Regions from separate parts of the Homo sapiens genome. Here region 2 is linked to region 1. The links are chromatin loops, found by intact Hi-C in ENCODE. Cell type or tissue: OCI-LY7. All regions are shown on one strand. Links, peaks and the distances in the headings refer to the core of each region. The heading gives the core; the rest is flanking DNA.

The links. Hi-C counts contacts between places; a loop is a spot of excess contacts. Peaks named below come from ENCODE experiments on the same cell type or tissue, not always from the same donor. Only the 100,000 strongest peaks of a DNase experiment are listed, where the experiment ranks them.
Region 2: a loop joins it to region 1, with 4 times the contacts of the local background. A loop is called at or near these places in 3 of 110 quality-filtered maps.

Annotation. Positions count from the first base shown.
Region 1 is chr20:16,042,567-16,046,963 of GRCh38, reverse strand. MACROD2 (mono-ADP ribosylhydrolase 2) reads right to left here. Exons shown (of 18, transcript NM_001351661.2): 17 at 2,325-2,393. Among named protein-coding and RNA genes, the nearest start is that of KIF16B, 530 kb to the left of the region's middle. In OCI-LY7, for the core only: CTCF peaks have their summits at 2,111 and 2,326; a DNase peak (open chromatin) is centred at 4,043; H3K4me3 peaks cover 275 bases; H3K27ac peaks cover 2,696 bases.
Region 2 is chr20:16,098,614-16,103,010 of GRCh38, reverse strand. No RefSeq gene overlaps it. Among named protein-coding and RNA genes, the nearest start is that of KIF16B, 470 kb to the left of the region's middle. In OCI-LY7, for the core only: no CTCF peak of the experiment used is centred there; no DNase peak of the experiment used is centred there.

The DNA of each region.
Region 1 (4,397 bases), core at 222-4,221:
TGGCCTTTAATCCCAGCACTTTGGGAGGCCGAGGCAAGTAGATCACTTGAGATCAGGAATTCAAGACCAGCCTGGCCAACATGGTGAAACCCTATCTCTATTAAAAATACAAAAAATTAGCCAGTTGTGGTGGTACGCGACTGTAATCCCAGCTACTCAGGAGGCAGAGGCATGAGAATCCCTTGAAACAGGGAGGTGAAGTTTGCAGTAAGCCAAGATCGTGCCACTACACTGTAGCCCGGGTGACAGAGTGAGACTCTGTCTCAAAAAAAAAAAAAAAAAAAAAAAGTTTTGACACCTGATTCATTTGGGTTAACATATGAGTTCATTTTTATTTTCAAGAAAAATATCATTTTGATATTAACCAAGAAAAACAGACTAATCCTGGCACTTCATCTGGACACTGGTCACACAGGAAAGAAATAATGTCTGTAAGAAAAAAGTCTAGACAAGAAGCCTATAGTTTATTGGCAGCAAAAGGGTAAAAGGAAAGGAAACACTGAGGAGCTTGCATTTAAATTGTTCAAGTTTAGTCTCATTTCATTACTTTTTAATGGAAACTCCTCAACCGTATCATTTCTGCAGCTTAGCAGGGTATTTTAAATATATAAAGAAAGTAAAAAAAAAAAGGAGAAATGTTTATAAGAACATGTTTGTATGAGCTTATACTTTTTAGCAGTCTTATGCTATACATGCATTACACAGATACCATTACATTTAGTTTTATAGGATATTCAAGACCATACAGGAATAAGACATGTACTCTTTCACACATTCCCATATTTTATTCTTCCATGATGCTGGAGCACAAGAGTGGTAAAGCCAAGCCTCTTAGGAAAGTGTAGAGAACCATCAAGAACATGCAGTGAGTGCAAGGAGGTACAGGGGGCAAGGGTGTCAACACATTATTTGTGCCTTACACTAGATGACCCATGATTCATTTATTCCATAGGTTTTTTTCTTTTTTTTTTAACAACTAAATATTTTAAACCAGAACTTGGAACAGTTATAACATCAAGCATAATTTCCTTCTTCTAATTCTTCTCATCAGCCCTCAGGGTATGGAAGAGGATTATAGACCACTCAGGTAGCAGTGTAAAGGAGGCTTAGCATGACTAGCTCCATTTTGCTCCCCGCTGCCCCCGTCCAGTGATATCTTTTAGGTTGATTGCTTTTGCTCATCTCTTCATGCAGGGTGAGCTAACTACGGCAGGAATTTACTTTATAGTTCAACTTTAAAGCAAAGATGACAATAGTTCCTTCCCAAAACTAACCACCGAAGAGATAAAGACAGTATGCACACAAGTAACAACATTATGTTAAAGATTTATAGGAGCAATGTGACCTGACCAAGGGCAAAGACGTTTCACAACTCCCCCTTGAACCCTTGCTGCAGTCCAGATGTCTGTCACCTCTTGATCTCAACCACCTCTCTGTTCCTTTTCCTCAAAGAGAAAAGGAGCCTAAAATTCTATAAATTTAGGGTGATTCTTTAGGACATTAATTTGCCATCTTCTTGGTTTGCTGGCTCTTGGAATAAAGTCATTTTCCTTGCCTCAACACGTTGTCTCTTGATGTATTGGCTGCCATGAAGCAAGCAGTACTGGCTTTGGACTCAGTTACACTCATCATTCTAAATATATTTTAGTCTCTACTGAGAGATTTAGAATGTTGGTCTGGAAAAACTCCTAAACATGATCTGGACCAGGCTTTTTATTTTCCTGGGAGTTCCCTGAAGCTCATTCAACGTAACAAACCCAGGCTTTTTATTTTCCTGGGAGTTCCCTGAAGCTCATTCAACATAACAAACCTTTGTGCAGACGCACGGGTCCACAGGTAGTGGTGTGAAAAAAACAGGACCTAAGGCAGGCTTGTTTCTGTCCAAACACACTCATATTCCTTTATACAAACTCCAGGGCAAAGATTGAGTGTTATGCTTAAAGACAGATATACCAAGCAACTCAGCAGGTAGCTTCTAGAAAAGCAATGCTTCAGAATCAGCTTGGAGTTTCTGAAATAATTTGACCACTCCAGGAGGCCAGGGGGTGAGATGGATGGAGACATTTTTTACTTGTCAAAGCACAGAAAACCAGGGTATACATGATTTGAATGTGCTGTAGCTCATCTTTTCCTCTTCAAGATGGCAAGCTTCTAGGGGTGATCGTTTCCCCTTACGCTGTGTTATTTGGTTTAAAGATTTTCAAGGTTTATCCCAAGCCATGCTGTGGGGACTTGGCAAAACCAAGGGAAATCCAGTATGTCATTTGCAAATAGTTCTTATGGCTGGTTGATCATTGAAAATCTCACCACAAGGGGCATCTTACCTATTAGTTGATCTTCTTGTTGACTCTCTGTTGGGTCATTTACCTTGTCAACCTGACTATTCATTTCAACTGTCACCAGAAAAAAAAAAAAAGTTAAATATTCATTAAACCTAAATCTCTGAGACACATTAAAATGACCCATGATTTGATACTTTCCTGATTTCCTATTTGATGCCTCTTTTCCATTTGTTTTCATTCATTCAAGATTTGGGGACTATTCTTGTAGATTTTTACTGGTGGGGGTAGAGGATATACCTCAGACGCCCCCTTCAAATCTTATGTTGAAATGTAATCCCTAATGTTGGAGGTGGGGCCTGGTGAGAGGTGATTGGATTGCAGGGATGTATCCTTCATGAATGGTTTAGTGCCATCTTCTTAGTGATGAGTGAGCTCATATGAGATCTGGTTGTTTAAAAGTGTGTGACACGTTGCTTCTAGTCTTGCTTCTAGTCTGGCCATGTGAGTTGCATACTCCCCCTTCCTCTCCCGCCATGATTGTAAGCTTCCTGAGTTCCTCATCAGAAGCAGATGCTGGCACCCTGCTTCCTGTAAAGCCTGCAGAACCATGAGACAAACCTCTTTTCTTTCTAAATTATCCAGTCTTGGGTATTTCTTTATAGCAACACAAAAAAGGCCTAACCCATTGTGGGAGGGCAGGATTGCCTCTTCCCTCAACTGAAACTGAGTCGTCACTTCAGACCAGATTTTTGGGTTGACAGTTTGGATGTACATATTATGATTCTTGGATAAATGCAAAGGCTTTAATAGATATCTAAGAAAATAAAGAGAGAAGGCAAAGCAAAGCACATCACTGACATGCAGAGAGGTAAGCAGCTTGCTCCAAAATGTCAATATCAGGCCTGTTTGGTTTGCCATACTTTCAATTTCGAATTCAAAACAGACCTTGTAGACTTGCCGACGGCTGCTGTAGTGGCAGTGAGCGGCCATGAAATTAAAAAGCCGACCATCTAACCAGATCCCGTAGTTGTGATAAAACGTGTGCTTTTACCTGACTCAGTGTATTCTATGTGAGCATTTGAATAAAAATAGAATGCATGATTACTGCCATTCTCCAGAAGTAACCCAGAGCAGGCATAGCACTCACTCTAAATTTTCCAAGGGTCAGTAGGTTTAATTAGATTGATATTTTCTCAAGCATCAAAGTCCACATTATAAGCTGAGAAAATCAGTATACAAATAGACAATGGCCAGATCATATATAATGATAGAATTCTGATGTAAAACCTCTGCAGAAGCTAGCCTAGGCAACCAAAACACAGTCTCTGCAGCAATTGACTCAGAATGGTCAGGACTTGGTCAGTGACTGTCAGCGTCCCTATTTTTTACCTCTGCTTCCAACTTGGGACCAACCAGGGAAGGCCAAATGTATTCCCTAATACAATCACTTAAGGTGCCCCACTTCTAGTTAGCCATGTCCAGCTTCTCTAGGCCAACAACCTCCAATCAGAGCATGCTTGAAGTATTCTCTTTTTCTAACCTATAAAGGGGGGTTTCCCATCCCCTGCCCGCCTTTGAGCCTGCCAAACACAAGTGATAATGGCCACCCTTGTTATAGTTACCTTTGAATAAGTAACCACTGTTTGTTCTCATTTGGGCAGTTTTCATTTATTTGCACAAAACCAACAGCCTGTATCTCCTTTTTCACAAACATGAAATTAGTGTAAAGTAGTGGCAGATGCTGATTTTCACACTTCAAAGAGGCTTGAAAGAGAGAATGACTTTATATGGCATCCACTGAACTCTCTCCCAATAAGGAAGGTTTTAAAAGCAGGTCTCAGTGTTCTCACCTGCAAACTGCCCTGAGTTTCTAATGATGTGTGAACTCATTTTAAACCCCATAAATAAACTGGCCCCAGATGCAGCAACCCTATGTAAGTATAAGCATTCATCCACCGTCCATCCTGCTCTGCAAAGTTATTGTGAGTTCACCCTTCTCAGTGTGGGAGTGTGCAGGATAAAATACAGGAGAGTATTCCTTTTCTGTTTCTTCTTCCAACCAAGGGATACTAGTTCTAAAACCTACTAATAAATGGTACAATAAAAAGCATCCCA
Region 2 (4,397 bases), core at 79-4,078, 56 kb before region 1:
TGGTCCCTTCTCTTGTATACATATAAATAGTCTCAGAACCCAAGAAGTTCCATGAGGTCTAAGAGATAGGAAGGCTCTATTTCCACTGGATGTTGTCATTATTGGATGTCTGCTTCTTAGAGCACTCTCCTTGGCGCCAGATCAATGTAATGAAAATCATCTTAGAGAAAAGTGTTGGCACTAATTATTTAAGCCAGTGGTTCACAAAGGGTGGTCATCGGGCCAGGAACATCAGCATTGCCTGGGATCTCATGAGATCTTATGGGAACTGGGGCTCATCTGCACCTAGGACTTGGTGGTGGGGTCCTGCAATCTGTTTTATCCAGCATGCTGGGTGATTCTGAGGCATGCTAAATTTGAGAACCATTGCTTTTAGCCAGTAGATTTCAAGCATGGCTGCACATGAAAATCACCTGGAGAAATTTAAAAGCTCTCCATGCCCAAGACATACCCCAGACCGACTGAATCAAAATTTCTTAGGGTGAGACCCTGGCATCAGTATTTTTTAAAATTCTGGGTGATTCCAGTGTGAGCCAGGGTAAAATAAGAAACAACAACAACAAAAAACCAAGCAAACAAAAAACCCCCCAAAAACAAAAACAAAAACACTTCTTTTAAACCACTGCAAATAACCAAATTAAATCAACTGAACAAGTGGTTTTATCTATTGCATCTGTTACTGATGGTTGACAGTAAAGACTGAAACCAAACAAATAGACCTAAAAAATTCAAAAACCGACTTGAGTCTCATAGGCAAGGTATACCAAAGAATCTGGCATTAACTCATAAATTTCATCAATGTTGATGATCCCACTGATAACTCAGTCTGTTTTTCCTTTCAGTCTCCTGCAATTTCTTGGTGTGGGAGAATCACTAACCAGTGCAAGAGAGTAAAAAGGGGCAGATTCTCATGAGGATCAAATGCCATGATGTGAATCTGTTTTAATGTAGAGACTTAGTTCAAAGTAGTATTTTTTTTGTCTAGAAGCCAAATTCAGAAAAGTCAGGTTTTTGTTTTGTTTTGTTTTGTTTTGGAGATGGAGTCTCACTCTGTCACCTAGGCTGGAGTGCAGTGGTGCAATCTCAGCTCACTGCAGCCTCTGCCTCCCGGGTTCAAGTGATTCCCCTGCCTCAGCCTCCTGAGCAGCTGGAACTACAGGTGCATGTCACCACACCCCTCTAATTTTTTTTTAAATTTCTTGTATTTTTAGCAGAGATGAGGTTTCACCATGTTTCCCAGGCTAGTCTCAAACTTCTGAGCTCAGTGATCCGCCTGCCTTGGCCTCCAGAAGTGCTGGGATTACAGGCATGAGCCACCGTGCCCAGCCCAGAAAAGTCAGTTCCTACTCATAAATGCCTTTGCCTACTAAAGTCCCTCAGTCCTTTTGGCAGCACTGAATTTAATCAAAAGCCTTATAAAGCAGCCCCACCCCTGTGCTGTTACTGCACCTTGCAGTGAGATCACACTGCTGGTTTCCTCCAGCTGCCTTCTTTCTGGGGTTCTGAGGACCAAGCCAGGAGTCTGACCCTCTGACACTGTCAAGCTCAACTTTAGCAATGTTGTGTCTCTGTAGTGACTCTGGCCTTAAGAGATGTGTGAGGTGATTTAACGTTAAGTTAGAAAATCAAGCTCCCTGATTTGGATGGGCAATTCACCCGTGTGATTGATTTCACGAATCTGTTCTGTTGTCTCTTGGGTATCATGGGCCTGGGATAAGAAAGGATGGGGGAGAGAGAGGGAGAAAGAGAGGGAGAGGGAAGAGGTAGAGAGGCCAAGGTTTTTCTTTAGCTACACCATCATAGGTTGTGTTGTTGAAAATCCACCCTAAGATATTCCCCTGAGAACTGCAATATTTTTCGCATCTCTAATTGATTATCCCAGGAATGATCGGGATGGAGAGAGGTGAAAGGGTAAGGAAGAGGTGCTGTGGAGGGCACTGTGTGGCTGCTCCATGGCTCCCTATGTTTTCTCCTTTGGTCTCCTTGTCACTGATCTTCTGGACTTTGGCTGCCAAGCAGAGGCTCTTGGCAACTGATGTTGACTTTGTCTCTCAACTGAATCTGGTAGGCACCATTCCCTCTCTGAAAGAGATGGCCGCTGACCTTTGCTTTGGCTCAGTCCCCAGCTGGTAGATAACATTTACTCACAGAGGTTTTGCTCGACATTCAGCCTAAATCCCTGCAGTTGCACTTGAAGTTCTTTCCCCTTTGTTTTGTCCTTGGTGAAGGAGAATGCCCACCTTTACAAGAATTTACCTTGCCAGATTGATAAAAGGAGGCTCTCATTTGTATTTGAAGCAGCTAGTTCTCATCAGTCTTACTGGAGATAAAGCATAGCTGGAGATCTTGGGATCATGCGAAAGAGATGGCTTCTCAGCTCTGTGACATTTGTCCCTTTATCAAGGGCTCCAGGTGAACATCTTCAAGTTGCATCAACCAAAACTATATATCATCAAAAAGAGAGACCAAAAATAGACCATGTGGGACGATGTCTTTAAATGCTACCTCTTGACCTTGCATTTTGTGCTACAGTTTTAAAGGACTGAAGGCAAAATTGGAGCTTAGCCTGTTTTGACACACACACACACAAATAGCCTACAAAATAAAGCTGAAGAACTGGAATGGTATAGTTCTTGAAATGGTTTTTGAAATACAGTTTTGAAATGCAGAAACATGATCCTGTCCTTCTAGTTGGGGTAAATAGGAAAGAAAGTTGTTGCAACACAAGAGTAGGGTACAATCTTTTTTTAAGACTGCAGAGCTAATAGGAAAAAAATGAACTAGCAAATTCTCTCTTGGTTTTGAGAGAAGATAAATGTGAAGGAAACTTTCCCCCACAGCCAGGACTGTTTACATGCGCTGCTCAAATCAATCTTTCCTAAGCACGCGCATTGCATCCCATTCATAATGATCTGATGCCTTTCTCATTGCCTCTGTTCATTCTCTCCTTGCTGAATTTCATCCTCTGCTGGTTAGAATTGTGGCTTGATTTAAAAAGAAAATAGGCTTTATGTTTTCTAATGAAAGCTTTCTTTTAATCCAAATAAGTACAAAAAAGGGTTTGGTTTAAATATGTGTTTCCAGCCAGTTTATGCGAAGTGTGTTTTCACCAAATAAGAGGTTGGCTCTAACATTTACCAGTGGAGGCTGGGTAACTTCAAAGGCAGTGCAGACCAGGGCAGGCTGGCTTTTCCAGTGCCGCCAAATTTTTGTCACTGTACTCTTTACTATCTTAAAAATTATTGCAGATGCCAATGAGCTTTTGTTTACATGAGTTAAATTTATCAATATTCACCATATTACTGTCAAAAAATTGACACAGAGGTGAAAGGAAATACCACTTATTCAGGAAACCAAGATGTGCAGCTTAGGTAAACTGAGTCAGATCAGCTCTGAATAGTGTCCCATAAGGTAAGCACAGAGAGGTTTTTTTTAATAGGGGATTTCCACCACAAGTTATTTCTGAAGGTAGTCCAATGGCTGGTCAGAAATCCTAAATTGCAAACCCATTCTTATTGATTACTTAGGGTATTCCCAGCTGAGAGATGTTGAAGGCAGACGAAGACTGACTTCAGTTGTTTTCCGAGTCTATTGCAACATCCTGTGGTTTGACCTTTAGCAGGTGTGAGTGCAATCCTCTTGAAATCTCCCAACCCCTCTTTAAAGCCTTAGCCTTAATGACTTCATTTTCTTTCACAGAGTTTAACATTGAGAAAAAAATGTAAATACTGTACTTAGTTATTAATTCACTTAAAATAATAAACTGATTACCTGTTAACATAAAAATATATTTTATTTAAATAACATTTTCCGAACAAAACAATTTTATGGAACGAGCAGAATTGTTTTACAGTTTTGCAAGCGTTTTAAGTGTCTGGCCTAATAGAAGACAGCCTGCTGGCTTCTCATATCTGCTTTTGCCTTCAACCTCTTGTGATATCACATCATGCAGCCTCTGGAAAACTACACTGTACTCATGAGACTAATGAGGGTGAAAAGGGTAAATAACATCTCAGGATTATTATGAAAATAGTTTTGATCCTACGAATGTACAAGGGTCTTGGAGGCCCCGGGATCCCTGGAACACACTGTGAGAACCACAGTGGTTCATGAACAAAGGCCGTTCAAGGGTAATTTTATGAGTATACAGATGCTTATTTTTGGCTGTGGTTTTTTTTTTCCTGTTTATGTGTTTTTTTCTGTTTGTGTTATTTAATAGTAAGATAAACTGATGGAAAGATAGAAGGATAGATATGTGATAAAGCAAATATAATAAATGTTAATGATAGAATCTCTTTATAGTAACTGATATAATTTTTATTTTCTTTTAGTTGTAAAATGTTACTTTAAAAATTATTTAGTTTGAAAAAGTTATTACCATATAATGTCATTTATAT